Regions from separate parts of the Homo sapiens genome. Here region 1 is linked to region 2. A link is an interaction called in ENCODE POLR2A ChIA-PET data of the cell type or tissue named here. Cell type or tissue: MCF 10A. All regions are shown on one strand. Links, peaks and the distances in the headings refer to the core of each region. The heading gives the core; the rest is flanking DNA. Region 1 overlaps MAP3K14 (mitogen-activated protein kinase kinase kinase 14). Region 2 holds the start of LOC105371796 (a long non-coding RNA gene).

Evidence for each region. ChIA-PET counts read pairs that join two places held together with the same protein. Peaks named below come from ENCODE experiments on the same cell type or tissue, not always from the same donor. Only the 100,000 strongest peaks of a DNase experiment are listed, where the experiment ranks them.
Region 1: POLR2A ChIA-PET joins it to region 2 with 38 read pairs; 20 of 35 experiments call an interaction of 5 or more read pairs at or near these places.

What each region holds. Positions count from the first base shown.
Region 1 is chr17:45,288,808-45,304,410 of GRCh38, reverse strand. MAP3K14 (mitogen-activated protein kinase kinase kinase 14) reads left to right here. Exons shown (of 16, transcript NM_003954.5): 2 at 13,646-13,921; 3 at 15,106-15,175. The coding sequence starts at 13,666. Among named protein-coding and RNA genes, the nearest start is that of MAP3K14, 20 kb to the left of the region's middle. RefSeq lists enhancers at 1,433-1,482, 5,223-5,372, 8,665-8,724, 10,634-10,928 and silencers at 4,403-4,452, 10,634-10,928, 13,737-13,940. In MCF 10A, for the core only: no CTCF peak of the experiment used is centred there; DNase peaks (open chromatin) are centred at 8,300, 9,710 and 10,750.
Region 2 is chr17:45,364,239-45,379,841 of GRCh38, reverse strand. LOC105371796 (a long non-coding RNA gene) reads left to right here and starts at 13,320. Exons shown (of 3, transcript XR_934786.3): 1 at 13,320-13,983; 2 at 15,062-15,158. RefSeq lists enhancers at 5,373-5,944, 5,945-6,517, 7,176-7,825, 7,785-8,079, 7,826-8,474 and 2 more. In MCF 10A, for the core only: no CTCF peak of the experiment used is centred there; DNase peaks (open chromatin) are centred at 7,861 and 8,541.

The sequences.
Region 1 (15,603 bases), core at 7,306-15,305, 79 kb after region 2:
CCATTATTACGTATAAGTGAAAAATTGGAAACAAAGTTTCCAGGTGGGAAAATGATGATACATCTGTACCTTCCAATCTTATGAAGCCTTAAAAAGAATGAATTAGAGGTCAACCATGGTGGCTCACACCTGTAATCCCAGTACTTTGGGAGGCCAAGGCGGGTGGATTGTTTGAGGTCAGGAGTTCAAGACCAGCCTGACCAACATGGTGAAACCCCGTCTCTACTAAAAATACAAAAATTAGCCGGATGTGGTGGCTGACGCCTGTAACTCGGAAGGTTGAGGCAGGAGGATCACTTGAACTCGGGAGACGGAGGTTGCAGTGAGCCAAGAATGGGCTGCTGCGCTCCAGCCTGGGCGACAGAGCGAGACTCCGTCTCAAAAAAAAAAAAAAAAAAAAGAAAAGAAAAGAAATAAATCTAAATGTGCTGAGATGGAATAGTATTCATAGTATCTTAAGTGAAAGATACAATTTGTATGACATTACATGTGTATAATCCATGTTTCTTTTAAAAATAGTCCCAAACTAGGCCAGGCACGGTGGCTCACGCCTGTAATCCCAGCACTTTGGGAGGCCGAGGCGGCTGGATCACGAGGTCAGGAGATCAAGACCATCCTAGCTAACACGGTGAAACCCCGTCTCTACTAAAAATACAAAAAAAAAAAAAAGTCCCAAACTATATGTTTATATATGTATAGTAATTGGAACTAGAAGGATTTACATGAAACTTAAGTGTTTTTTATGTTGCAGAGAGGACGGGACGGTGCCGGGATTTTTTTTCTATATACAATTTTGTTTTGTTTACATTTTTACAATGAACAATTATTTTGGTATTGGAAAAAAATTTTTGAGATGGAGTCTCACTCTGTTGCCCAAGCTGGGGTGCAGTGGTGCAATCTCGGCTCATTACAACCTCTACCTCCTGGGCTCAAGTGATTCTCCTGCGTTAGCCTCCAAAGTAGCTGGGATTACAGGTGCCCACCACCACACCCAGCTAATTTTTGTATTTTTAGTAGAGACGAGATTTCCCCATGTTGGCCAGGCTGGTCTTGAACTCCTGACCTCAAGTGATCCACCCACCTCGGCCTCCCAAGGTGATGGGATTACAGTCATGAGCCACTGCACCTGGCCTGAAAAAAAATTTTTAAGCAAGGTTAAAGATCACATATAAGAAAGGCAGGAGAGGCTAGCTAGGAAAACTGTCCTCCCTTGGGTTTCCCAGACTAGGACTAACCCTGCGATTCCCACCCCTTTGCGCAAGCAGTGGAGGAAGGGCTGGTTTTTTTCTCCCTGGTCCACTTCTGCTGTTTTTCACTCTGGGGGGCCACTCTTGCCCAGGGGCATGTGGTCCATCCAGCACTAGCACGGGCCTGTAACCACGCATGCATTTGCCATTCGATAAATCAAAGCAGGAAACAGTCCGCATCTTCTGAGCACCTTCCTATTTCTTGAGTCACAACTGATAAAACTCTCAGTCCTCAGCAGAGAACAAGGGAGGGAATGAAATGAAAACCAAAACCAGGAAGGACAAGCTTGCCCATCTCCAGCCTTCTGTTTTGCGGCCCAGCTGCCAGAACTCAGTGAGCAGAACAGAAGAGCCACAGACTTTCTGGTGAAGTTTCCTGCCCACACATGGGTTTGTGCTTGCATGTGTGTGCATGTGCGCGCACACGGTTGGAGAAACCAGCTCATCACATATTTATAAAGCCCCAATCTCAAGTGTGGACCTAATGCTTCCTAAATTCTCATCCCATGCCAAGAGATTCTTTTTTAGTTGTTTTCATGATTAAAAAGTAATACTTGGCCGGGCACAGTGGCTCATGCCTGTAATCGCAGCACTTTGGGAGGCCAAGGCAGGCAGATCACTTGAGGTCAGGAGTTTGAGACCAGCCTGGCCAACATGGTGAAACCCGGTCTCTACTAAAAATAGAAAAATTAGCCGGGTGTGGTGGCAGGCGCCTGTAATCCCAGCTGCTCAGGAGGCTGAGGCAGGAGAATTTCTTGAACCCAAGAGGCGGAAGTTGCAGTAAGCCAAGATCGCACCGTTGCACTCCAGCCTGGGCAATAGAGTGAGACTCCATCTCATAAAAATAATAACAATAATAAAAATGAATAAAAGTAATACCTACAGAGAAAATCAGTAGAGGGAGATACAAGAAACTGTTAACGGGGATCCCCTTATAGGAATGGAGGGAAGGACTCATGCTTTTCAATGGCACCCCTTCTGTATTTTTTTTTTTAACCACTTAGAAACATTATCTGTTAAAAATGAGAACCAAGGTCGGGCGCAGTGGCTCATGCCTGTAATGCCAGCACTCTGGGAGGCTGAAGCAGGTGAATCTCATGAGCTCAAGAGTTCAAGACCAGCCTGGGCACCATGGCAAAACCCTGTCTCTACCAAAAATACAAAAAATTAGCCAAGCGTGGTGGCACGCACCTGTCCCAGCTACTTGGGAGACTGAAATGGGAGGATCACTTAAGCCTGGGAGGCAGAGGTTACAGTGAGCTGAGATCGTGTCACTGCAGTCCAGCCAAGGTGACAGAGTGAGACTGCATCTCAAAAAAAAAAAAAAAAAGAGAACTGAGAAAACTAATATGTGCTCACTGAAAAAGTGGAAAAATTAGAAAGGTATAAAAAGAAATATTAAATCATCCATAAGCCCACCACCAAAAGAGAACCATTGCTATATGTCCTAGGTATCTGCATTTTTATAAATATCATTGTAATATACCGACACATGTATATAGGGTCGTATTTTAGATATGCTTCTGTATCCTCTTTCTACTAATTTAATATCCCATTTTTCCATATTGTTAAAATGATTTATAAACATTTTTAATGGATGTTCCATGATTTATTTAATAATTATCCTTCCCCTGTAATTAGACTTTTTTGTTCCAGTTTTTTTACTGTTATAGAAATACTGTGAACTTTTTTTTTTTCTTGAGATGGAGTTTCGCTCTTGTTGCCCAGGCTGGAATGCAATGGCATGATCTTAGCTCACTGCAACCTCCGCCTCCCAGGTTCAAGCGATTCTCCTGCCTCAGTCTCCTGAGTAGCTGGGATTACAGGCATGTGCCACCATGCCTGGCTAATTTTGTATTTTTAGTAGAGACGGGGTTTCTCTGTGTTGGTCAGGCTGGTCTCAAACTCCTGACCTCAGGTGATCTGCCTGCCTCGGCCTCCCAAAGTGTTGGGATTACAGGCGTGAGCCATGGCACCCGGCTTTTTTTTTTTTTTTGAAACAGGATCTCATTCTGTTGTCCAGGCTGGAGTGCAGTGGCGTAATCATGGCTCACTGCAACCTTGCACTCCTAGACTAAAGCAATCCTTCCACCTCAGCCTCCTGAGTAGCTAGAACTACAGACACGTGTGACTATGCTCAGCTAAGTTTTGTATTTTTTTGTAAAGATGGGGTCTCACTATATTGCCCAGGCTGGTCTCAAACTCCTGGACTCAAGCAATCCTCCTGCCTTGGCCTCCCAAAGTGCTGGTATTACAGGCATAAGCCACCATGCTCAGCCCTAAACATTTTTGATTATGCTTTTTTCTGTTTTTTTTAATTTGTTCCCTACTTAGATTGCAATTCTGTGAGTTGTGCACACAAAAAGTGGGTATCTTCACTTGCTATGATGCTTTATTGTTCCCAGAGTTCCTTCATCTACATTGTTTCATTGAATGAGTAAAAGGGAGTGGGGGTGTCAGGACCAGGAGGAGGATGAGGATAGAGGAGACAAGGTGCTGTGGGCAGGCAGAAAAGGAGGCCGTTGTACAGTGGAGCTGATGGGAGGAACTTCCTGGGTAGAGGCTGAGCCTTGCCTTTGAAGGACAAGCAGGATGTATGGGGTGGCCCACACAACAGCATGGCACACATGGGACCTGGAGAGTTGAGTAGCCAAGGGGTTGTAGAGAGATCAGACTGGCCAAAGCCAAACCCTATGTTTGGGGAAACAATGGCCAAAAAGATTATGGACCACAGAGCTGAGACTGAGCCCATAAGCAGTGCAGAGCCAGCAGATGTCTTTGAGCTTGAGGTTGTCTTAAGTACACGATGTTTCAAGATTAGCTCAGCGCCAGGGTGGGAGGTCAGAGAGAAGCTGGAAGTGGGTAAGACCAATGCCAATAGAATAGATGCGAGGGAATTGCCCTAAACATCTGAAGGGGCCTTATAGACAGTAGTTTCTGCACGGCTAGGGCCGGCCAGCCATCATCAGGCATGTGGTGGTAATTGCAGGACAGTCAGAAACTTTACCCCATAAATTGTATTTACCCTGCAGTTTGACCTGTGGGATTGGCAGCAAGACTGAGTTTTGTTTTTTTGAGATGGAGTCTCGCTCTGTTGCCCAGGCTGGAGTGCAGTGGCGCGATCTCGGCTCACTGCAACCTCCACCTCTAGGTTCAAGCAATTCTCTCATCTCAGCCTCCTGAGTAGCTGGGATTACAGGCACGCGCCACCATGCCTGGCTAATTTTTGTATTTTTAGTAGAGACAGGGTTTCACTATGTTGCCCAGGCTGGTCTTGAACTCCTGACCTCAACTGATCCACCTGCCTCGGCCTCCGAAAGTGCTGGGATTACAGGCGTGAGCCACCATGCCTGGCCGAGACTGAGTTTTTGAGGGCATGTCAGATTTGTTTCTTTTTAATAATTGATCTGTAAGATTTTAATGATTAATGTACCTTCACATTTCATATCCTCCTTAATGGGAAATGCTTATTCAGAAATTACTCTCCTGGGAAGCAGGCCTCAAGCAGGCCAATGAGTCCAGTTCTGAGGTTCCTCCAGCTGCGTTTCACTCACAGTGCCTGAGTGCAGGCCCCAGTAAGGCCCCTTCCTCCTTCCTCAGACATCTGTTTCTATGTCCCAGGGATCACATGGCCATTCTCCTTCTCCGCCTGAGGGAGAGAGTGAAGCAAGCCTTTCAGAAGCCTGTCACTTGTCAGATTGTTAGCCCAGGCCAGGGTGGGGGTTCTGTACCAATGGCAGGATTTTCTTTTCTTTTTTCTTTTTTTTTATTTTCATAAAGACACAGTCTTGTTATGTTATACATGCTGATCTCAAACTCCCAGGCTCAAGTGATCCTCTTGCCTCAGCCTCCCAAAATGCTGGGATTACAGGAATGAGGCACTGTGCCTGGCCAGTGCCATCTGCCCCTACTCTGCAGCTTCTGCCATCTGGAACTTTACCCCCAAGAGTCTGGGAGGAATGTGGAATTATACCCCGCTCACTCATCTGAGAATTTAAACCCTGGGGGTATATGAGGATCAAGCGTGTGTCCATGGTCTGATAGCTGAACTTCATCTGCAGCCTCCTCTCCTGGGACTGCCTGACTTACGCTTTACTCACTGACAACTTCAAGCTGCTGGTGATTGCTGCATTGACTCACCTCTGTGCCTTACCTTTTGCCATCCCCTCTACCCAGAACACCCTCTCCTTTTTCTTGGGCAGGTCTTGCTCACTGCTTCAGACTCAGCTCAGGCATCACCTCCTGGGCTGGACTAGGTGTCGCTCTGTGTTCCCGTCACATCTGCTGTGTGTCTATCTCTGTCATTGCATCCCTGTATTGTACTGAACTCTTCTGACTTCTTGTCTGTTTCCCCCAGTAGACTGTAAGATCCTCAAGGGACAGTGTCTTCTTCCTCAGTGTACTGCCAGCACTCAGCACGGGGCCCAACACCCAGCAGACCTAGTACATGCCCAGGAACTGCCACGCATAAGATCCTTGCTCTGCAGCTAGACAGGACACTCTGGGGCCAAGACCTTACTCAACATAAAGCCTCAGCCTGCCTCCAGTCATTGGATTTGGAGGCTCTTTATCGGGTGCCTAGAAGTGATTATATCTTTTTGTCTTAAGTATTTTGTCTGATACGAATATTACTTCTTTGTGGTTAATATTGGCCTGGCACATCTCTTTCTATGTCTTTATTTCCAACTTTTCTGGATAATTTTGTTTTGTTTCTTTTAGTCAGCATCTAGCTGGATCTTTTAAAATCCAATCTGGTTTGCTGTTTTGTAATCTACTCACATGTACTGTGGTTAATGACATGCTAATATTTTGCCTTATTTCTGCCATCTTGTGTTTTTATTTTATATTTATTGTCCTTTTTGCTTCTTTTTTCCTCCTTGCCTTGCCTTGTATCAGATTGACAGCATTTTCTATTTTTCCTCCTTTATTCTTCTGGTCTGAATTGTATTTCTATTATTTTAGTCATTACTCTTAAATCAACATACATACTAACTGTAATTTTTTCTAATAAAATTTAAAAGTTGTTGTACATAAAGTCCCCAAAAAGGCAAGGATCATGTTACTTTTTACCCATTGAACAACCCATTTCACCCATCTTCCTTATTGTTGGTGTCTAGATTTTCATGTTTTAAAACGATTTAAACTGGCCAGACATGGTGGCTCATGCCTGTAATCCCAGCACTTTAGGAGGCCAAGGCAGGCAGATCACCTGAGGTCAGGAGTTCGAGACCAGCCTGGCCAACATGGGGAAATCCCATCTCTACTAAAAATACAAAAATTAGCCAGATGTGGTGGCACATGCCTGTAATCCCAGCTACTCAGGAGGCTGAGGCAGGAGAATCACTTGAACCAGAATGCTGAGGTTGCAGTGAGCCAAGATTGTGCCACTGCACTCTAGCCTGGGCGACAGAGCAAGACTCCATCTCAAAAAAAAAAAAAAAAAAAAAGATTTAAACCAATTTCTCATATTCAACTGTTAATTAAATTGACCAACATATTGTTTGAGTTCCTGTGCCTACCATTGTTTCTTTTTCCTATTTACTTTTTTCTTTGCAAAGTACATCCTTCAGTGGTTCTTTCAGTGAAGGCAGTGCCACCTTACCTAGAACTCCTGTTTGTGTATGTGTGTATTAGATGTGCATTTGTTTGATTGTTTCAAGAAAATGAAACGACCTGTTAAAACCATCAAGTTAAGTCATAACACATAACATAACAGGATTTAGTGGCGTAACTGAACTAAAAGTCTGACAAATTGATGGCTGATTCAGCCCTGACTTGACAAGACCCCTCATCAGTAAGGGATCTTCGTCTGCTTCCTGTCTACCTGGGCTAAGGAATTATTACCAACAGTAGATGGGCAGATGCTAGGGGTAGTAATATCCACATGGGTAGTAATACTGCTCAGTTCCTGGATGTTCTAGATGCCTCTGCCAACCAGATTTTATTCTAGGAAGGAACTAGAGATCCTTGGGTCCTAAGAGAATGGGCCAAGAGTGTCCTGGCTTGAGCCCTAACTCCATGTTGGATGCTCTAACTGTATAAATTGAGCCTCATTTATTCCTGTAGGTAATGTACCTCTCTAAGCCTTAATTTCTTCATCTGTAAAATTGGAGATAATATTGCCAACCTTGCAGGGTTGGTGTGGAATGCATTAACAAGGCAGATAGAGTTCCTGGCACAGTGCCCCATACACAGAAGACATTTATGGACGGTAGTGGCTATTACATTCCCTGGCACTTGGGAGACACTCATTGAATGTTTATAGGGTGGATGCAGAAGCCTACCATAAAAGGCTTCATTGAGTAGATAGGCCTTAAAGGATAGGTGAGATCTGGGCAGACATTGATAAGGGAGGAAGGCAAGCAGCCACTCCCTATGGGAGGAACAGGGTGGGCAGAAGAAGAGAATCAGAGGCTTGCCCAGTGCTGCCCTGCTCGGGCAAGTGAAGGAATCAGTCTGGAACAAACTGGGGGAAGGGCTGTAGGAAGGGCAGAAAGGGTAGAAAGGGGAGTCAGGATGAGCATGTATGGGGACTTCTGAGTCTGCCTCGCCAGATGGCTGTTTTGCCAGGCCAGCTTGCTCTGCCTGATACTTGCCCTTGGTTCCCTCTTTTTTTTTCCCCTCCTTTTCTTTCTTTCTTTATTTTTCCTTTTGAGATGGGGTCTTGCTCTGTTGCCCAGACTGGAGTGCGGTGGTGCAGTCATGGCTCACTGCAGGCTCAAGCAACCCTCCTGCTTCAGGCTCCCAAGTAGCTAGGACTACAGGCGTGTGCCACCATGCCTGGCTAATTTTTTAATTTTTTGTAGAGATGAAGTCTCACTATGTTGTCCAGGCTGGTGTCAAACTGCTGGTCTCAAGTGATCCTCCTGCCTTGGCCTCCCAAAGTGCTGAGATTACAGGCGTGAGCCACCGCACCCAGCCCAGCCCCGCACTTTGAGTAGGCAGAGGTTTGCCTATTGTGGCCTGGTGGCCAGGCAAGCTGAAGACTTAAAAGAGGAAGTTGGGAGAAGATTGGTTTTCAACCAATATCTTATTAAGGAAGTTGAGTCATTCTACTTCTGCTATTTATCCCCTCTGGGCATTCAGAGAAGGACAAGTTTTTACTTCCAGATGAAATAGTCATGAGAGGGATTTGCCTTGGCCCCTTGTAGACATTTTCAAGCTGGCCCTGTAAGACAGAGTTTTATTTCCCTTTCGTGTATGGAGAATCAAGGCTCCAAGCATTGCATGAACTAGGTAAGGCTCAAGATACCTTGGCTATATGGTGCTGAAACAGAGAAGTCCCATCTTCTCAGTGATGGCTTTTAGTAGCCTGGTGACAGACAAGGGAATGAACATTCATTTAGCCTCTTCTGTTGGCCAGGCAACCTGATTGGCATTTCATGTACTCGTCTTCATTCGGTCTTCAAAACAGCTCTGAAGGAGCTAAGAGAAGAAACTCAGAGAAGTTAAAAGAAGTGGCTAGCTCAAGGTTTAGATGTCGGCTTAGGAGGCAGCAGTCTAGGTTCAACCCCACCTCTGCAACCTGCAACTGCGTAACTTTTGGTGTGCTACTACACTTCCCTAAGCCATATCTTCATGTCTGAAAATGAGATGACAGTAGGTACTTTGTAAGTATCGACAGTTAGTATTCTGAGTTGGAGTTGTCCAGCCCTCAAAGAATCCTGACAGATGGGCTACATTCTCAGAACTAGAAGGAACCTCAAAAGATTTCCTAGGCCGCTGGTTTCCAAACTCTTTTCTTGGAGAACTAGGGATTTTGTAGAGGTCCTCGGTGGATGAAGGGACACTGAGCATGTGGAGCTCCTTCAGCCAGGGCAGCGGGTTCAAATGTGAGTTACATGCCAGTTGCATGCATCTGGTTCTTTTAGTTATTGGGAGATGAGGTATGATTTCATTTGACAAAAATGGTCCCACTGCTCTTCTTAAAAAAAAAAAAATTGTTAAGGCTAGAACCCATAGCTTCTGGTTCCCAGTCTGGAATTTTTACTATGTTGTACTTGCTAAAACAGGGAACTGAATGAAATATGATATATTCTAAAAAGGTTATCATCTGTGAAGATTAACATTTAAAACATTGTTTTTGTATCTTCCAGTGAATCAAAAATTTGTTTACTGTAAACCCCATTCCTGCCCCAGAATCCTAGGAACAGAAATTTTACTGTCAGAGAAAACACCGCTCTCATCACCTCAGAACAGCACTGTCCAATAGAACTTTCTGCAATGCTGGACATGTTCTCTGTCTGCACTGTTGAGTATGGTAGCTAGTGTAACAAGGAAATGATTTTAAAATTTTACCTCATTTTAATTAAATGTAAATAGCCACATGTTGCTAGTGGCTACCATTTTGGACAGTGTCGCCTTGAGTACAGAGCAGGGGTCAGGTGGCAGTCTCTGGCCCTTTGGCATCAGAATCATCCAGAGAACTTGTCAAAAGTACAGATTCTGGGCCTAATGCCCAGTGACTGGTTCAGCAGGCCTAGGAGGAATGCATTTAAAGAACTTATCTGGTTATTCTAATCTGTGGTCAGATTGGAAACTGCTGCATTGGAGAGCTTTTCCTCGGAGTGGAAGAATAGAGCCAGAATCAGGCATTTAGCCCGGCCCTGATTTTCTAGGGAGACTAGAGGAACCTTCTGGGGAATGGCAGATCCTTGGAGAATCTGTTGAAAGCTATGGACCAAGTCTTCCCTGGAAAAATGCAAATTACATTTTTCTCCCTGAATCCATCCTTGAACCTAGATTAAGAACTCCTCATACAGCTATGCCCAGAGGTTGATCTGGTACTGTCCAGATCATTCCTATCCCCCAGGCTTCTCCAGGAGGTCACTGAGGCATCACAGAAGAAAGAACCAACAGTGTCTGTGCATCAGGCCTCAAAGAATATGGAGTGAATTCTGCTCCTTTCCTTTCCTCTTCTGATTTCTTGGGCTTATGGGTGAGCCATGTGGGTTTGGCTGTTGCCACTGCTCGTGTCCTCAACTCTTATGCAGAGAGTAGAGGGCCCAATGCCTTTGGGGCGTGAATAAGCTGAGGAGAGTGTCTAGGCTGAGGAATGAATCAGGAGTTTGACTTGCCTTCAAAGGCAGAGACATAACTGGCTCCCACTTCGTCCTCCCCACACGCTGCAGGAGGGAGAAGGGGCAAAGTGTTAGGGCCATGAGCTGGGGTGACAGCCAGAGACCAAAGTCCAGGGCTGGGAAGGCCCCCTGGCCAGTAGTCCTGGACTTAGTACAGAACCATGATTTTTGTAGACCAGAGTCCAGATAGAATTAGGAAAGGAGGGAGGGAGCAAGTGCATCCGTATGTGTGTGTGTCTGTGTGTGCATGTGTGTGTGTGCATGTGTGTCTGTGTGGGAGGTGGTGTTTGGGGAGAGCCACTGTCAGGCCAAAGTGTCCCAAGAATAGCCTCTTGAACTTGGAGGCTGTCGGTGAGGGTCTGAGTCATGGTGATGTGGCACAGAAAAGCCAGCCACAGGAGGAGCTTTACAGCTCCCAGGCCGTGATTTGTGCCCCTGAGAGGTGAGGGTCAGCCTGTTTTCCCCATGTCCTTCACAAGTTCAGCTGCCATCTGCTGGGTCAGCTTCTCAACAGCCTCCTTGTTACTGTCTGCCTGCCAGGCTGTTGGATGAGTCATCGGGGAACTGCAAAGGAGTCTCTGAGCGTGGCTGCCTCAGCCTCAGCTTCCACTTCTCTGGGAAGAGGGGAGCCTGGTGTGCTCACAGAGGGGCGCTGGACAGCTGCCTACCTAACACCAATATGAAAGGACAACTCTGGGACTCGGGATGCCCTGCACCCCCTCTGGAGGAGTTCTAGCTCAGGATGACCTATCCAGAAGCCTCCGTTGGGCCATGCCAGGCGGAGACAGGCTATCAGAGCCCCCACACAGCCAGATCTCTAATAGCCACGTGCCCCTCAGAGCAGCAACTGCACCACCTGGCCTCATTTTTCTCATTCATCAGGCAGGACTCTCTCTTCCTCCTCAGCATTCGGGATCATCCTGTCTCCAAAGGTTATGGAAAAGCAATCTTTGTCCTTTGAGTCCCTCGTTCAGCCAGCGTCAGTTGCGTGGTCTGTGGCCCCTGTGCTATACACTGGGGAGGCACTGTGTGCAGGGCCCCACCTCTTCCCTCAGGAGCCTGTTGACCAGGGAGGACCTTAGTGTGCCCTCCTGCATTTGCCTGTAACCCAGGAGCTTGGGGAGTGGGCATCATAGCCTAAAGAACCTAGGGTCTGGATCCTGGCCATGTCCTGTCACACGTGGGTTGGGTGACCTTGGGCAAGTCTCCACTGAATTAGGCCTCAGCTTCTTCAAATAGAAATGAGGAGGTCACGCTCACATCGAGCTCCCTGTGAGCATTCCCTACTGCTGTTAGGTTTGGAGACTTTTTGGTCTGTTCTTAAGATCTCATTTCCCCTGGTAAAGAGGCTGAGAACAGTGGGATCGGCTCTGGGCTTAGGTCAGTTTCTTTTTTGGAGGTAGAGTGGGGTGGGGAGGTGTGAGGTGGGATGAAAGTACAGTTACAAGAAGCATAGCCAGCCTTGAAGGGCTTTTGCCTAATTGGATGTCAGAACACCCCTTAGACTTTTTTTTTCTTTTAGAGACAGGGTCTTATTCTGTCACTCAGGCTGGAGAATGCAATGGTGCAATCTCAGCTCACTGCAGCCTCAACCTCCTGGGCTCAAGCATTCCTCCCACCGCAGCCTCTAGAGTAGCTGGGACTACAGGCCAGCTACCCCAGCTAATTTTTTGTATTTTTTTGTAGAGACAGGGTTCCACCATGTTGCCCAGGCTGATCTTGAACTCCTGGGCTCAAGTAATCCTTCTGCCTCAGCCTCCCAAAGTGGTGGGATTACAGGCATGGGCCACCATGTCCGGCCCCCTCAGACTTCTTAAGATCCTCAGGTAACAGTGAGGCCACCCATTCAGCCTCCTCAGCATCTGGCGTTTGGTACCAAATCCAGGCATCCTTGCAGGAAGCTGGAGCTGCTCCAAGTTCAGAGCTAGGAGACCCTTAAAGACAGAGATGCAAGGAACTAATCAATAGTGAACAACAAACCCCACCACACCCGCCAGCCAAGCTGGCAGAGCCTTTCATAGCCATCGAGGTGGGAAGACCAGTGAGGCAGATTCAGAAGGAGGAATGCTTCAACCTAGTACCTCAGCTTCCCACCATCTCATTCAGTCCTCAGGCCTCACAGGGCAAAAGGCCAGAGGCCTTAGAGTTCAGCTTCAGATGGTGTACCTGTCTGCCCCAGAAGCAGAGAAGTGATCCAGGGTTCACAGAGTTATAGCAAGGAAGATGATTTCTGCTGGTAGCAGCTTTAAGACAAACCTACCATCAGAGAGCAGTTATTAAAAATCTGTCTGCATTTGGGACCTTCTCAGGCTGTTTCTAAAGCAAGTCATGCCTGAGAGGGGCCCTGCCCTTTAAAAACTCCCAGCCTTTAAAAAGGTTTCCAAATGGTAACAGTCTCAAATCAGTGCTCTTCTCTTTTTTGCCAATTCCAGTCTGCAGGCTGTTTGCACAGATTGTTGGCAACTCTGGGTTGCTCTTCTTTGCAGCTTCCTAGGGCTGGGCAAGACAGAACCCAGAGAGACGTGAATTCTTATGCTTTATTCTTTATTTCTAGAGGTATAGGTTCGTGTTAGGGCCTTGAATATAAATTCTACTCCTGATGTTGCCTGAATGAAAAATGATACCTAGAAGTTTTCAGCCAATGAGTTTGGACATTAGAGGAGGAAGCATGTTAGTTCCTTCTGGAGAGCCACAAACAGACGCATTGGGCAAGGAACCACGTGCTGAGCACCATTTGCATGCTGAGTTTTAGACTTTGTAGGACACACACACACACACACACACACAGATATCTACCTCCTACTAGGGAACAGAATAGAACCTTGCTTCTCTCCACTTGGAGAAAAGTCGCTGTGGATGGTGTGTGCCAACAGGTCCTCTCCAAAGGCTTATGTGGGGTCAGTGAGGCCATGGTTTTGGAGTCTGGGATTCACCACCCTGTCCTGGGGAAACAAAGTTTGCCATAAAACAACAGAAAAAGATCGAGCCATCATAAAGGCAAGAAAGAGCCAACCCAGACATTTGTGCCACAGCTCTCCTAGAGGGAGTGGGCTGGCATCCTTGCTGGACACAGTGAAGGAGGCTGTTTATGTTGTGGTACTGGGAGGACCGGGGGACTGTGCCGTGTGGAACGTGTAGCTGTTGAGAGGTGGACTCTGTTACCATTGAGGATGTTTGGAGGATGAGTATGTGTGGCAGAGGCACACATAAACAGGCAGAGACCCTTTGCCCCTGCCTTTCTCCCCCAACCCAAGGCTGACCTGTGTTCTCCCAGGTCTGGGATTCTAAGTGACCTGCTCTGTGTTTGGTCTCTCTCAGGATGAGCACAAGCCTGGGAGATGGCAGTGATGGAAATGGCCTGCCCAGGTGCCCCTGGCTCAGCAGTGGGGCAGCAGAAGGAACTCCCCAAAGCCAAGGAGAAGACGCCGCCACTGGGGAAGAAACAGAGCTCCGTCTACAAGCTTGAGGCCGTGGAGAAGAGCCCTGTGTTCTGCGGAAAGTGGGAGATCCTGAATGACGTGATTACCAAGGGCACAGCCAAGGAAGGCTCCGAGGCAGGGCCAGCTGCCATCTCTATCATCGCCCAGGCTGAGTGTAGGGGCCTAGGGTTGTTGTGGGCACGGGGCAGGTGGGTGGGCCTGCAGGTGGGTAGCTGGGCCCAGGGGTTCCCTATGGAGGAGAGAGGTCTGTGTCACTGCTAGATAAGATTCTCATGAGACACAACCAGAGGTCTGTGCCGAGAATCATGGAAAGTGGGGTTGTAAAAGTGCACAGATGGTGGATGTGGCAAGGGGAGACTGTGCCCATCGTGACTGGAGCAGGGGAAGAGAGGTAACAGACGAGCACTCGGGACTCTGCAGAATCATCAAGCAGGCCATCAACCTTCTGCTGTGACCTTGAGCAGCCCCAGTGTCTGGAGAGGCTCCAGACAGGAAAGGCCAGGTCTCCTGGAAAGCCCCACTGGGGCCTGTAGGGCCTTCACCATCTTCCACCTAGAGGTGGCCCCACCCCCAGGAATGAGCACCGTGCTCTTGAGCCTGCTGGGCCAGTCCTGGGGCGGCAGGCTGCTGCAGGGTGAGACCTAGTCTGGTCCTTTCTTCTTCTACTCATGATACCTTATGATGACTAGTAATGGTGGCTTCCCTTGGAGACAGAAACTCCCACGAGGCCTGGGTAGGGCCGGGAGTCCTCTCTCTCCAACGCCTTCCCTCAACCCGGGAGGCTTCTTGGGGTGGAACCTGGAGAGCTGGACAGCCATGCTGTCATTTCTCCACACGCATACATCCTGCCCTCGTCTCCCACTTCCTCCTGGTTGGTTTTTGAGGAGAGATGAGAGAATAAAAACTAAAATACAGAGAGTGACATAATAATTGTTTTAAAAAAATACACATATATCCACACTTATATGTACACACATATATAAATACCTAATAGCTGTTTTTCCTATGAGCCAGGCACTGTGTTGAGCATTTTCTGTAGATCATCTCACTTCAGCTTCATAGGAAGTGAGGCGGGCGCCCTGTGATCCCCATAATATAGGCTTGGCTATTTCAGAGCAGGTGGCTGAGGCCGTGGTCTGCTCTTGACCAGTAAGCTGAGAAGCTGGGGAGAGACAGTGCGGGAAGGAGGCATTGGTGGGGAGGTGACTGCCAGACAGGGGTTGTCTGGAAAGGAGGGGAAGGAGAGGCGCCAGAGGGGATCTCTGTAAAATGTCTCTCCCCTAAGTGCTAAATTCCTATTTTTTCTCCTCTCTGCTAATCCAACTCCTTTTGCTTTAGGTGAGAATAGCCAAGAGTTCAGCCCCACCTTTTCAGAACGCATTTTCATCGCTGGGTCCAAACAGTACAGGTAAGCAGGGGAGACAAGCCTGAGTGGGAAGGTGGGGACTGGACCCAGCGCCCTCGTCCCCAGCACTTGCCTGGGCCGCTCCTGCTGACCCCGGGCTCCCTCCCTCAGCACCTGTGGTTCAGCTCCTGGAACTCACCCAGGCTTTCCTGGCTGAGCCGCTCTCTCAGCCAAATAAGCTTTTCAAAGGCTTTTCACAGCTTGTGGCTGACTGCCTCTGGGCCACATCAACTTGACATTTTATTTTTATTCTCCTCAGAGTCCTTAATGCACCCCCTCGTTTCCCATCAACAGGGAGGGTGCTGGGAACAGAAGCTGCTTCCCACTCTTGCGTGACCGTGAGCGCAGGCCGGGTTGGTGGGGGGGGCCTTCCACTGTCCTCTATGGGAGAAACCTGCTGGTGCCTTTTCTCCTGGGAGATGCACCGAGTA
Region 2 (15,603 bases), core at 4,029-12,028:
ACAGGCTTGAGCCACCACACTCGGCGCTTTATTTTAAACTTTTATAAGTAATCAGCAGGTGCAGGGGGAAGAAAGGGGCACCTTGTTTTGATATGACTTTGCGTGTGACTGAGTTCACAGTTCCCTTTGTGGTTTGATAAATTGGGCCATATTCCTTTAACAAGAAAATTGCCATAGAACCCCTTTGAAACCTGTGCTGCCCTCCAAGATCTGGCGAGACAATGAGCATCTCACTTCACCCCGCTCCCCTGCACTCCTTGCTCTCCCCAAATATGCAGGCACTTACACAGCCCCTGGCTGTGGCCATGCCCGTCCCTCAGCCCCACCTTTTCCACCGGTGGAAGTCAACCCACAGGTACAGTTACCACCAAGTGCTGGCCTTGTGCTGGTCAGAATAAGATGGAAACGGCAAGAACCCTGTCTTCTTATCTCCCACGCGGAGTCAGATACAGAGAGAAATTCACAGTACAGGATGGTGCGTGTCGTGGGGGAGGGGCATAGGGCCTGAGGGAGACCAGAGATTTGGGGACAAGGGTAGGGAAGGCTTCCTGGAGGAGGTTGACGTTTTGATTTCTGGTGAGTTTGCTCTGTCCCACTAGAATGTGAGCTGCATGAGGGCAGGGCCCTCCATCTTGTCCTCAGCTGTTTCCCCAATTATGAATGCTCAGGACCATGGTGAACATACAGTAGCTGTTTAATCAACAACTGCAAAGGAATCAGGCAATTGCTGAGCTAGCTTGGGAGGGCTCCGTGAAAGCTGGCCCTTCTGAAGGCATTCTAGGATGGAGGTCCTTGGTGAGCAGAGGCCTGGCACAGGGAACCAGCAGGATGTGTGAGGGGGATGGGATGCAGTTGGAGTAGACAGTCGGAGGATGGAGTGCCCAGCAGGCAGGGCAGGGCCGGGCAGTGGGAGCCCTCACCCTCCCTCACCCCCTTCCTATTCTGAGACCCCACTGCCCCTGGCTCTTTGTGTACACTTCCTACACACCCTAAATCCCGCCTCGTGTGACACAAGTTCATTTATCAGCACTTATTTAGCACTTACTGTGTGTCAGGTGTGGTGCCAGGGCAAAACACCTACCATGTGCAGCATGAGGCAGTTTCCAGAGTGATTTTCCATCCAGTACCAGCATCCCTAGAGAAAGGGATCCATCCATCCACACATCCCTTTATTTGTGCAATCATTGACAGGCAGGGAACACGGCAGGTACAAAGGTCCTGGGTGGGACAGTGCTCAGGCACTGGAGGAGGAGAGGAAGGTGGTCGGTGTCTACGGAGAATGGGAATGTTTGATGGGGGTGAAGTGGGAAGTGGAAGGTTTGAGGTAGGAGCCAGCAGCCAGACTGGGAAAGGCTTGTAGACATCTGGATTAATTCTGCAGTGAGATGCAAATCCACAGAAAGCCTCTACAAAGGTGAGGGATGCATTCTGGTTGACATTTTAACAAGATCATGGGGCCAAGCTAGAGTTAGAGGATGCAGAAAGACTGGCATTAGCTTAGGGTCTATGTAGGAGGTAAAACTGTGGAACCAACTGCGGAAGCCATTATTTCTCTTCCAAACCGCTTTCTCCCCATCATTTCAGAAAATGGTACTACTAGAACTCTATTGCCCCAGCCAGAAATTTCTAATTTCTGCATCCCTTCTCTCTTTCACCTCTTACATTCGATCAGCTCTGACAGTGTCCGGCAAGAAAGTGGAACAGCTTCCAGGCAGTGCCATGCGTGCATTTCAGGTTAATGTGCACCATCAGGCAGCCTGGCTATGAGATAGGCTCAGCAACTTCGGCTTCCCTGGTGCAGCCGGGGGAAAAGTGCACAGTTGGCTTTGCCACAGTGAGGTTCTGCCAGCTGAAGACGACAAGGGGAGCAAGAAACAAGAGCTGGGGCTGTTGCAAGACAATAATCAACATGGTAGACCAGGGACCCCAAGGTGGAAAAGGAGGGAAAGAAGGGGGGGTTGGATGGCCGGAGAGAAAGTAGAACTTTAGAAGGAACCTGCCCCAGAGAAAGAGAACTGGAAGGATAAGAGGTGTGGTCAGGGTAAAAATTCAGGGATGGTGCTGTGAGAAAAGAGGACAAGGTGTAGGATGTGACGGTGGGAGTGGACAGCTGGGTGCAGTGGAGAAAGTAATGTCTGGAGGCGAGGAGGTCAGGATGCAGACGAGGCACCGTGTGGATGTTAGAGTCATTTTGAATGAGGCTGGGTGGACCACAGGCAGTGAGCCAGGAGCTAAAGGTGCCCCAGTGAGGGGGAGTGGCTGGGAGGTGGGGGGCACCAGCACTGGCAGGGGCATGGGTGGTTGGTGTGTTCAGAGGAACCGAGGGGCTGGGCGAGGTGGCTTACACCTGTAATCCAGGCACTTTGAGAGGCGGAGGTGGAAAGATCCCTTGAGGCAGAAGTTGAAGACCAGCCTTAGCAACATAGTAAGAACCCCGTCTCTACACATGGTTTAAAAATTAGCTGTAGCCGGGCGTGGTGGCTCCCGCCTGTAATCCCAGCACTTTGGGAGGCTGAGGCGGGCGGATCACGAGATTAGGAGATCAGGACCATCCTGGCTAACACGGTGAAACCCTGTCTCTACTAAGAATACAAAAATTAGCCAGGCATGGTGACACACGCCTGTAGTCCCAGCTACTCGGGAGGCTGAGGCAGGAGAATCGCTTGAATCCGGGAGGTGGAGGTTGCAGTGAGCCAAGATTGTACCATTGCACGCCAGCCTGGGCGACACGGCGAGACTCCACCTCAAGAAAAAAATTAGGTGAGTCTGGTGGCATGTGCCTGTAGTCCTAGCTATGCAGGAGGCTGAGGTAGGAGGATTGCTTGAGCCCAGGAGTTCAAGGCTGCAGTGAGCTTTGATCACCCCACTGCACTCCAGCCTGGGTGACAGAACAAGACCCTGCCTCTAAAAAAAAAAAAAAAAAAAAAGCAGCAGCAGCCAAGGGTTGAAGGAAGAAGGGTTTGGAATTGGCCTACCTCCACGTCCTGGCAACGAGGTGCTTCCTCTGAACAGGGCTGCTGGGACGCTTCCCCCCAGGGCCAGGAGTGAGAGGTGGGGGTAAGATAAGGATGTGGGGATGGTGGGAGGATAACACTGGAGGGAGGGAGGGTCCCAAGGAGGGTGCAAAGTTAACTAGCTGTTAGCAGAGGCTAGCTTTTCTAGGACGGCCTTTAACCCCTAAACTGCTCAAATTGAGTTTTGCCTAGGTCTTTCCAGGCCAACAACACTAGTCTCCCCCAGTTCACTCCCTTCCTCTACACTCTGGGGCAGAGCCAGGTGTAAACAGCTGAAAGGCACAGGGGGCAGGCCCCATCCCTTCAGCCCTGCTCCTTTGTAGATAATCTCTGCAGGCACCAGAGAGGTGCCACCTAACGGCACAGAAACTGCTCTTCAACCGTCAGGAGGGTTGGGGGAGCCTGGGGCTCTGTATTAGCCACCAGGACCCCCTCATTCTCTGCTCTGTTTGAAGAGAAAGCAGGTGCCTCCCAGAGGGCCACCGCTACCTTGTCTGTGTGTGCAGGTGGGGCCTGTTTAACGTCAGCATTTCCTTTGTCCTGATAGGCTCAGCATGAGATTCCTACCTTCTGGGCAGGAAATGGGAAGACATTGGCTGTGTGATCCATCGTCTTGGCTTTTTCTTTTTCTTTTCCTTTCCTGTCCTTTCTTTCCTTCCTTTCTTTCTTTCTTTCATCAGGTGATCTCAATGGACGCTCTGAACAACTCATTGTCCATTCTCCAGCGCTGGGCAGGAGGGGGGATAGACCCTGGGATAAAGGGGATGAAGCCTGGTCCTGAAACTCCAGGATTTCAACAAGTGATCAGTGGGCCAGAGCTGGAATTGGAGTACAAACAGGGAGGGAGTATGGGATCTCTAAGGAAGCTCACAGGTTTTGTGTCTTCATGGAGTCTGGGCCAGGGGCAACAGGAAGCCTGGATTTGTCTTTCCAGATGGAGGGACTCGCCTAGTGGCCCTGTGACAACTGAGAAAGGCAACACTCCCAGCAATCCCCATCTGAGCATTAGCAACGTATTAGGTCACCCTTTCCAGTGACCTCACCACACCCCTGATGGGTAGGCAGTGCCACAGCTTCCATTTCACAGAGGAGAGAGCAGTGCCCAGTCTACAGCTGGTTTTGGCCCCACAGTAGTGGGCACGTTATGCATCCATTCACTTATGCATTCAAGGAATGTTTATTAAGCACCTATTATGTGCTAGGCACTGTTGTAGGCATTGAGGATGCAGCAGATTACAATGCAAAGAAACCTCCCTGCCTTCATGGAGCTCACACTCTAATGGGGGGGGATAGGGGAGAGAGCTAAATAGTAAAAAGAGCTGACGTGGTTTAACATCACAGACCACCAGGCGCAGTGGCTCTCGCCTGTAATCCCAGCACTTTGGGAGGCTGAGGCAAGAGGATCACTTGAGTTCAGAAGTTCAAGACCAGCCTGGGTAACATAGTGAGACACCCCCCAATCTCTACAAAAAAAATTTAAAAAATTAGCTGGATATGGTTACATACACCTGTAGTCCCAGCAACTCCAGAGGCTGAGATGGGAGGATCGCTTGAGCCCAGGAGTTCCAGGCTGCAGTGAGCTGTGATCCTGCTACTGCACTCTAGCCTGGGTAACAGAACAAGACCCTGTCTCAAAATAAATATAAATAGGCCAGGCACAGTGGCTCACCCCTATAACCCCAGCACTTTGGGAGGCCAAGGTGGGCAGATCACTTGAAGTCAGGAGTTCAAGGCCAGCCTGGCCAAAGTAGCAAAACCCCATCTCTCAAAAGTACAAAAATTAGCCAGTCGTGGTGGTGCACACCTGTAATCCCAGCTACTCAGGAGGCTGAGGCAGGAGAATTGCTTGAACCCAGGAGGCAGGGGTTGCAGTGAGCCGAGATCGTACCACTGCACTCCAGCCTGGGCAACAGAGCGAGACTGTCTCAAAAAACAAAAACGAAAACAACAACAAAAAGAAAAATCAATCAATAAATAATATAAATGAATAAATAAATAAATGTCTTCCTAAAATGAAATATCTAAAGATACTGACTAAAATAGAAATACAACTCCCATGTAACTGCCAAATCCACAAAATAAATAAATAAGATGACTCCACAAATGCTGACCGCCCTGAGGGAGTCTGAGGGCTTATAAAAAGCAAAGGGTTTGGGATTGAAGAGCCAGAGAGACCCAGGAGAAAAGGTCTTGTGCCGGCTTTGAGGAGAAAAGACACAGACTTCAGTTTCTTTTCTTTTTTTTTTTTTTTTTTGAGACGAAGTCTCACTGTTACCCAGGCTGGAGTAGAATGGCGTGATCTTGGCTCACTGCAATCTCCGCCTCCCAGGTTCAAGTGATTCTCCTACCTCAGCCTCCCAAGTAGCTGGGATTACAGGCACACGCTACCACACCCAGCTGGTTTTTGTATTTTTAGTTGAGATGGGGTTTCGACATGTTGGCCAGGCTGGTCTCAAACTCCTGACCTCAAGTGATCTGCCCGCCTCGGCCTCCCAAAGTGCTGGGATTACAGGAGTGAGCACTGTGCCTGGCCAGACTTCAGTTCTTGACGGGAGGAGTGCCAGATAATTTGCAGACATTTAGAACTGCCAAACAGCTAGGAGTGGTGGCATCAGAAGGTGAACGTGGGGTGTCTGATGACAAAGTCTACACACTAGGACTCCACACGCTGCCAGGCTGCAGGGAAAGAGAGGAGAGGGTCTCTGCTAAGGCGGTGGATGTGTGGATGGGGATGGAACAGAGAGGAGACATGCTGGGAAGGTCAAAGTGTTGTCCTATCTGGCATGGACACCCCAGCTTGCGCAGGCAGAGGCTGGGGAACTGCTGGGTTGGAAGGGGGGCTCTATGGGCTGGAGAGGTACATGCTCAGGAGGCCCCTTCTCCCCTGCTGGGGGCCTGGATCAGTCCCTGGGGCCAGGGAGAAGGGAGAAGGAGGGTCCTGCATTCAGTGAGCCGGGCGGGGTTTTGCAAGGAGCTGGCAAGAGAGCACTGGGGATGCCGCTGCCCAGATTGTAGCCACCACAGCCCTTGGGAAGTGAAACTTGTTCAAGGCCAGCTTTCTCATTCGTTTGAGGTTGACGTTCAGTGGCTCTCCTGTTCAGGGAGGCAGACAGAGGCCTGGTGGCCCCAGCCCAGGGCCTGAAACACACTGAAACTTGCGTGGGGGATGTGGGAGAAAGGAGGCCTCCCAGATGACCCCCGCTCCCAGTGGGGATTCCCAGCTGGGTAAGGGGAGGGCTGTGAACTCCCAGGTCCTGAATTCACTGGGTCCTTCTCCTCTAACACCATACCCAGGGGGTAGGGGTGGGGGTGGGGCAGGGACTCTGGACTGGCTTTTGGTAGCCGCTGCACCAGGAAAGATTTTTGTGACTTTCATAGGTCACTTCCCTCCTGAGTACTCAGTTTTCTCATCCACCAAATGTCAGGTCAGGTGATCTTGAAGGTCCTCTGCTCTCCCAGCATCACCAGAAAGATTATTCACCTCAAGCTCTTTCTCTTAGCTCCCAAAAGCAGTCGGCTGGCCGGACGAATGCCCAGGAGGTGTTCTTAAAGATGAGGGTAGGGTCAGCCCGGATCCACCATGACCTGTCTGGGCCTCACCGCAGCTAGACCTACCACCTCCCAACTTGCTCCATTCACTAGCGAAATGGGGAGAGAATGTGGGTGGCTTGGGGTGGGCTGAGGCCTCCTTCATTTTTTTTTTTTTTTTTTTTTTGAGACGGAGTCTCACTCTGTCGCCCAGGCTGGAGTGCAATGTCACAGTCTTGGCTCACTGGAACCTCTGCCTCCCAGGTTCAAGTGATTCTCCTGTCTCAGCCTCCAGAGTAGCTGGGATTACAGGCACGCACCACCATACCCGGCTAATTTTTGTATTTTTAGTAGAGACGGAGTTTCACCATGTTGGCCAGGCTGGTCTCAAACTCCTGACCTCAAGTGATCCTCCCGCCTTGGCCTCCCAAAATGTTGGGATTACAAGCGTGAGCCACCACGCCTGGCTGGGGGTATCATTATTATGCCCCTTTATGGATGCGGGAACTGAGGCACAGAAGGGCTAGGTAACCTACCCAAGGTCACACAGCTGAAAAGTGGCCAAACCAAGGCTAGGGCCTGGGGAGCTGGAGCCCTGAGTCTGGGCTTAGTCACTTGAGATTTCTTGTCTCCCAACAACTGCCTGTAAGTGGTAGGCATTGGCTCTGTGACCCAGGAGGGGAAAGGTCGTTTGCCAAGAAGGATGATGTCTTTGGCTGTAGTGGACAAGGAGAGCTTCCCAGAGGAAGGACAGGAGAGGGAGTGGGACAGACAGGGTAGGCAGAGCCTTGTGTGCAGCCCCGTGAGGAAGACAGGAACTCGGGCTTAGACCCACTGGCTTGTTTCCGGCTGTGACTTGACCTCTCTGAGCCCGGGCTGCTCTGTAAAATGGGTATAACACAGACCCACAGTTTCTTACTTAAAACCTTGGGGCCAGATGTGCTTTGGAATTCAGAATTCTTTAGATTTTAGAAACAATTTGGTGCGTGTATAGAATGGCACCCTCAGGGTACCTGGGACCGCATTCTTGTAATCAAACATGTACTTTTTTTTTCTTTTTCTTTTTTTTTCCATCAGCAAACATGTAAGTATTCACGTGCAGCCAGATAAGTGAAACTGCAACTTAATCTCAGGTTGGTTCAGGTCAGATTTCGCCATCCTGTAAGCTCGGTTTTCAGGCATTTGGGGAATCTGGAATTGAGGAGAGGAGAACGTGGTTCCTTAGGAGATCAGGCCTGAGAATCCCCGCACAGAGAGAGAGGGCGCTTCCTCCGCAGGCTTCCCTGCCTGCTGGGGGCCAGGGAGGAGACCAGCTTGTTGGAAGCGGAGACGTCTAAGGAGTTTCCAAATAGGAAAACCAGCGGCTGCAGGCCTCAGGACGTGGCCGGGCGAGCCGCAGCCTCATCCCGCGAGCGGGCGTTCCTGAGCTGCCTGCACCGTGAGTCACCCGGACGGCCGCGGGCAGCGCGCAGGAATGCGGCCTCGCCAATCGGCGGGGAGCGGGTGGGCGGCGGGCAGGCGAGGGCACCTCCGGGCTGAGCCGCTGCGCGTGACTCAGCAGGGACCCCCTGCGCGGGCGAGCCGGCTGCTGCCCTGCGGGGGACCCACCCGCTGGGACCTTGGTAGGGGATATGGGAAGAAACTGTACACCTTCCATTTGTATTTATTTGTATTTCTTCCTTTTACGTTTAAATTTATTTTCAAATAGGTAGTACCTTCATATGCTTTAAAAATGTAAAGCGGCCGGGAGCGGTGCCTCACACGCCTGTAACCCCGGCACGCTGGGAGGCTGAGGCAGGAGGATTGCCTGAGACCAGGAGTTGGAGGGCAGTCTGGGCGACAGAGGGAGACCCCCCGTCTCGACAAATAAAATAAAATAAAGATATAAAGATCTGGAAGAGATATTTGTACACCCATGTTCATAGCAGCATTATTCACATTGGCCAAAAGGTGGAAGCAACCCAAATATCTATGGAGAGATGAATGGATAAACAAAATGTGGCCCACGCATATATTATTCAGCCTTAAAAGGGAAGGCGCTTCTGTCACATGCTACAACATGGGTGAACCTTGAGGACATTGTGCTCCGTGAAATCAGCTTGTCACAGAAATACGAATACTGTGTGATTCCACTATATGAGGTGTCTGGAGCAGGCTTCTTCACAGAGAAACGGGGGTGCCAGGAACCTAGGGAGAGGGGAAGTGGAGTTCTTTTACGGGTACAGAGTTTCAGTTTCGCAAGATGAAAAGAGCTCTGGAAATGGATGGTGGTGATGGTTGTACCAAAAGGCGAATGTACTTAGCACCACTCAACTGTACACTTAAAAAATAGCTAAGATGGTAAACTTTGTTATGTGTGTTTTACCAAAATTAAAAAGAAAAAATTTAAAGGTACAAAAGTCACTCTCCCAGTCCTGGCCTGCAAGCCATCCACTTCCTTCACCCAAAACACCTAGTCTCACCAGTTTTCGTGTATCCTTCCAGAGCGTCTGTGCAAATCCATATAGGCATGTGTAAGTATAAACATATAAATATAAATCTGCATAATAGTCTATATATACACACCTGTTCCTCTTTAAAAAAAAACAGTGGGGCTGGGCACGGTGGCTCACACCTGTAATCCCAGCACTTTGGGAGGCCGAGGCAGGCAGATCACTTGAGGTCAGGAGTTCGAGACCAGCCTGGCCAACATGGCGAAACCCTGTCTCTACTAAAAAATACAAAAAAATTAGCTGGGCGTGGTGGCAGGTGCCTGTAGTCCCAGCTATTCAGGAGGCTGAGGCAGGAGAATGGCATGAACCCGGGAGGCGGAGCTTGCAGTGAGCAGATAGCGCCACTGCACTCCAGCATGGGTGACAGAGTAAGACTCTGTCTCACAAAAAAAAAAAAGAAAAAGAAAAAGAAAAATTAGCCGGGCGTGGTGGCAGGCACCGATAATACCAGCTACTCCGGAGGCTGAGGCAGGAGAATCGCTTGAACTGGGAGGTGGAGGTTGCAGTGAGCCGAGATTGTGCCACTTCACTCCAGCCTGGGCAAAAGAGCGAAACTCCATCACAAAAAAAACAAAAACAAACAAACAAAAAAAACACCAAAAAAAAAAAAAAAACCAATGGTAGCGTATTCTGTGCTTTGTTTTTCCATTTAAAAATACACCTTGGAGGCCAAGCGTGGTGGCTCACACCTGTAATCCTAACACTTTGGAAGGCCGAAACAGGTGGATCACCTGAGGTCAGGAGTTCGAGACCAGCCTGACAAACATGTTGAAACCCCGTCTCTACTAAAAATACAAAAGTTAGCTGGGCATGGTGGCAGATGCCTGTAATCCCAGCTACTGGGGAGGCTAAGGCAGGATAATCGCTTCTTGAACCTGGGAGGCAGAGGTTGCAGTAAGCAGAGTTCATGCCACTGCACTCCAGCCTGGGTGACAGAGCAACACTCTGTCTCAAAAAGAAAAAAAAAATCTTGGAGACCTTTCTAAACCAGTACCTAACAAGCTTCCTCATTTTTTTTTTAACAACTTCATTGAGATATGATATAATTTACATAAAACACATCCATTGTAAATGTACTATTCAACAGTTTTTTTTTAAATGTATAGAGTTGGGCAGCTATCACCACAAGCCAGTTTTATAACATTGCCATCATCCCCCAAAGTCCTGTTGGATCCATCTGCAGTGAATCCTCACAGCCATCCCAGCTCCAGCAATGACAGATTTGCTTTCTCTACAGATTTGTGTTTTCTGGAAATTTCATATAAATGGAAGCACACAATATGTGGTCTTTTGTGTCTAGCTTCTTTTACTGAGCATAATATTTTTGAAGTTCATCTATGTCGTAGCTCATTTAAGAAGTTTGTTCCTTTTTTGCTTTTTGTTTTTTGTTTTTTTGATACCGAGTCTCACTCTGTCGCCAAGGCTGGAGTGCAGTGGTGCGATCTCGGCTCACTGTAACCTCCACCTCCCAGGTTCAATCGATTCTTGTGCCTCAGCCTCCTGAGTAGTTGGGACGACAGGCGTGCGCCACCACTCCCGGCTAATTTTTGTATTTTTAGTAGAGATGGTGTTTCACCATGTTGGCCAGGCTAGTCTCAAACTCCTGGCCTCAGGTGATTCACCTGCCTCGACCTCCCGAAGTGCTGAGATTACGAATGTGAGCCACTGCGCTCGGCCAGTTTGTTCCTTTTTATTGCTGAGTAGTATTACACTGAATGGATATTTCACATTTTGTTTATCCAGTTACCAGCTTTTGCATATTTGGATGATTTACAGGGTTTTTAAAATGTACAATGCTGCTATGAGCATTCAGGTCTTTGTGTGGCCACATTTTTACTTCTCTTGGGTAGTTTCTGTTTAACTTTTTAAGCAACTGCCAAGCTGTTTTCCAAAGTGGCTGCATCATGTTACATTCCCAACAGCAATGTATGAGGCTTCCACTTTCTCTACATTCTCCACCACACTTGTTATTATTATCTGTCTTTTTGATTATAGCCATCCTGGTGGGTTTGAAATGGTATCTCATTGTGGTTTTAATTTGCATTTTTCAAATAACAAATTGAAATTGAACATTTTTGTGTGCTTATTAACCATTCTTTTTTATTATTGTTAGGAGAGAGAGGGTTTTCCTCTGTCACCCAGGCTGGAGTGCAGTGGCACAATCATAGCTCACTGCAGCCTTGAGCTTCTGAGCCCAAAAGATCCTCCTGCCTCAGCCTCCTGAGTAGCTGGGACTATAGATACACACCACTATATCGGCTAATTTTTTTTTTTTTTTGTAGAGATGGGGTTTTGCTATGTTGACCAGGCTGGTCTCAAACTCCTGGCCTCAAGCAATCCTCCTGCCTCGGCTCCTGAAGTGCTGGGATTACAGGCATGTGTCACAATATCCTGAGCCATGCCAGCCCATATATTTTCTTTGAAAAAAATGTCTATTAGAGTCTTTCATCTTTTTTTTTTTTTTGCAGCGGGAGTTTTGTGGTGGCGGTGGGGGAGTCTTGCTCTGTTGCCCAGGCTGGAGGGTAGTGGCACAACCTTGACTCACCACAACCTCTGCCACCTGGGTTCAAGCGATTCTCCTGCATCAGCCTCCTAAGTAGCTGGGATTACAGGCGCCTGCCAGCACACCTGGCTAGTTTTTGTAATTTTAGTAGAGATGGGGTTTCACCATGTTGCCCAGGCTGGTCTCAAACTCCTAGCCTCAAGCAATCCACTTGTCTCGGCCTCCCAAAGTGCTGGGATTACAGACATGAGCCACCACGCCTGGGTTGTTTTGTCCATCTTTACATTTAGTTGTTTGTCTTCTTATTATCGAGTTATAAGACATCATTTTAAAAAATAGGTCAGTCATAGTTGATTGTATGCATGGGACGTCATTTGTTTAACTTGTTTCCTATTGATATCTCTTAAAATTTTCGTTTTATACGTATTTTTATAATAGGCATAATATATTAATGCAATAGTTTATGTTCCTGACATAAATAAGCAAATACAATTGGAATACATCCTCAAGTTAGTTTGCTGAGAGGGATCATTAAGGCCTGGTGACCCCTGACCTGAGCCTTCCTCCCCCTCCCCCCTCTCCCCGCCTGCCCCACCCCGTCCATCAGGCCCTTTCTAGCAATCTCAAGGTTTGTAGAAACCTTGTTAAAAGCCCTCTTTCCTGGCAGCCTCTGACCTCCAAAAAGTCTGATTGGGATCCCCTAACTGATGAGGGAGGCTGAGGCTGAGGGAGTCCACCCAGGGTAACATCGGCACGGTCTGAATCACAGGGCTTTCTGGAATGACCCAGAGGCCACCCCTTCCTTAATTTGGGAAGCTCCAGGCTAGAGGACATGATGAGTGTTCATGCTGAGGTTCTCCTGAGTCCAGCAGCGTGAGGCGAGCTCAGAGCCCAGGAGTGTGGTTCGGGATGGTGCTGCCCTCAGCCCCCATGCTGCGTCCTGACCCCCCGCCCATCCATCTGCCCAGCCTGTCAATGTGGACTCACACACACCTGGTGTCACCTCAGAGCAATCCAAAGTAAAAGACCCTGCTGGTCCATGTCTCCCCTCCTGGTGGTTCCTTCATCTCCATTATCTTCTTCTTCATCATCCTCATTGTCACCACGTACTGCAGACATGTCCCATGCCTGTAAGTGACTTCTGGGATACTGTTTAATCCTCCAACAAATCCTACGAGCTGGAGCTTATTAGTTCTCTATTGCAGAAGAGAAAACTGAGGCTCCGGGAGGCTATGGGACTTCTCTGTCCCATCTTAGCAACAGAGGTGGAATCCACAGTCCACACCTTTGACTGGGACATGGCCCTACCCACCCTTCAGGGGCTGAGAACTGGCGCAGACTCAGCCTTCAGCTGATTTTCACCTGATTCTTAGCAGACGTCTTGGAAAAACCTCCTGGTGACATAATAAGAGCAGTGTGGCTCCAGGGTCGGGGAGGAATTTAGGGGGTGAGAATTGGGGGTGCCCCCCCTTGCCCTGAGCCAGGGCAGCTGCAGAGAAAGTACTATTCAGGGCAGGGCAGGAATGGACCCTGGAGAGCCTGAGGGTCCCACAGGGAGAGCACGCTGTCTACCCCCAGCACAGCCCCCGCCTCTCCTGGGGCTCAGCAGGCAGAGGGGAGAGGGCAGGTTCAGCCCAGAGAAGAGGGACTGTCACAGGTACCAAGCTTGTCTACTTTGGCAGGAGAAAGCTAAGGTCTGTAATCACACTTTCTGTTTTCACTTTTCTTCCATTTCTGAGTAAGCATTTCTATTGGAAAACTCCAGACTTGTCTGAGCTCAACGAAAGGAAAAGGGATCTGTGGGCACCCAGAGCAGGCCAGGGGTGGGGGTGGGGAGCCGGGCCCCTGAGTGGGTAGTATGCGTTTCCAGGGGCTCAGATCTGATGATCCCATCCTTGGCTCCACAAATTCAATCCATGCCCCTTAGCTTGGCATTCGAGGCCTTTCCTTCATCTGGCTTCAGCCCCTGCTTCTCTCTGGCTTACATCCAGGTTTCTGCTCACATTGTTCCCTATGCCCACAATGCCCTTTCCTCCCATCCTAAGAGATCCAATGCCCAAACTCTGGTCATCCTTCAAGGCCCAGCCCAGATGCCTCCTCCTCCATGAAGCCTTCCTTGACCCCCTCAGCTGGACATGACATCTCCCTCTTCTGAATTCCCACAGCCCTTGGTTCATACTTCTCTGAGGGCGTATTCCATTCTCCCACCAGCAGCAGACCTTGGTTGTGACCCTACCCAGCATCCTTCCTCCTTCTGATCAAAACACTCCAATATTCCATGAGAAATATCTGTCGCCCACCTTCAGACATGTGGTCCAGAAGAAGCTGATTCCACTCCCAGGATCCAGAGAGGCTCATAAGGCCCAGGCCTCGAAGTCGGAGTAGCCCATCTTTTCTCCTACCCCCTCCACTTCTGAACCCTGTGCTTGCTATGGGATCAGTTCAGGTATGGGGCTGTGACTCAGTCACAGCCAGAGCTATATCAGGGCTTTTTTCCTCTTTCTTTCTTTCTTTCTTTCTTTCTTTCTTTCTTTCTTTCTTTCTTTCTTTCTTTCTTCCTTCCTTCCTTCCTTCCTTCCTTTCTTTCTTTCTTTCTTCCTTTCTTTCTTTCTTTCCTTCTTTCTTTCTTCCTTTCTTTCTCTCTCTTTCTTTCTTCTTTCTTTCTTTCTTTTTTTAATTTATTTATTATTATTATACTTTAAGTTTTAGGGTACATGTGCACAATGTGCAGGTTAGTTACATATGTATACATGTGCCATGCTGGTTCATTCTTTCTTTCTTTCTTTCTTTCCCTTTTTTTTTTTTTTTTTGTTTTGTTGTTGTTTTTTGAGACAGAGTCACCCTCTGTCGCCCAGGCTGGAGTACAGTGGTGTGATCTCACTGCAACCTCCGCCTCCCAGGTTCAGGTGATTTTCCTGCCTCAGCGTCCTGGGTAGCTGGGATTACAGGCGCATGCCACCACACCCAGCTAATTTTTGTATTTTTAATAGAGACAGGGTTTCACCATGTTGGCCAGGCTGGTCTCAAACTCCTGACCTCAAGTGATCCGCCCACCTCAGCCTCTCAAAGTGCTGGGATTACAGACGTGAGCCACCGCGCCCAGCCTCTCTATAGATCTTACTCTGGCCCTGGGTTCACGTCACTTGCAAGTGAAAAATCCCTGACTGCTATTTATTCCTTTGCTCTGTTTCTCTGCAGCTAATGTCCTACTTGGACCTGCAGGATGGAGGCTCCTGGAAGTCAGGTGCCATGATCTCTTGCCTTTGTGCTCCCACAGCACCAAGCACAGGGCCAGCCGCACAGAAAGTTTCCACGAGGGTTTGTAGAACCGTCTGTGGGAGGAGTGAACACGCTGGCTGTCCTGGCCCTCCCCACCCCAACCAGGAGCCCATCTCGGGCCTGGGACTCTCCACCTTCTCCCCAGACCTGACCTGGCAGTGGACAGCCCAGACTGGAGCTTCCTGCCTGCCACACTGGCTCTCCAGTCAGCAGAGGCCAGAAAGTGGTGATTTCCTGTATTGCAGGATCAGATGGCAGAATCGCAAGAGCTCCGCATCCCCAGGGACTCATCTGAAAGACAATGTGAAGCAAAGACAATGTGAGGCGTGGGGAGACTTCCAGGTACTTGGTTGCATCTGGGGAGGGGCCAGTGGTGTCTGAGCTTTAGCTTCTGGAAGCCGGCTGCTGCGGGGTGGAGACAGAGGGGCTGTGCCAGAGAGGGAACAGCTCTAGAAACCAGCAACAGGGAGAAGTTTGATGCAGGGCAGAGGGGAACCTGGGATGGGAGGCTGGGCAAGGGGCTCCTGCTCCCCAGGGGGCTGATGAAGACCCTTGGTGTTCTCCCACCTGCCTCTGGGAGCTTGTGGTGTTTTTGTTGTTGTGTTTTGGTGTTTTGTTTTGTTTTGAGACTGGACTGAGTCTCACTTTGTCGCCCAGGCTGGAATGCAGTGGTGCAATCTTGGCTCACTAAAACCTCCACCTCCCAGGTTCAAGTGATTCTCCTGCCTCAGCCTCCTGAGTAGCTGGGATTATAGCGCCCGCCACCACGCCCAGCTAATTTTTATAT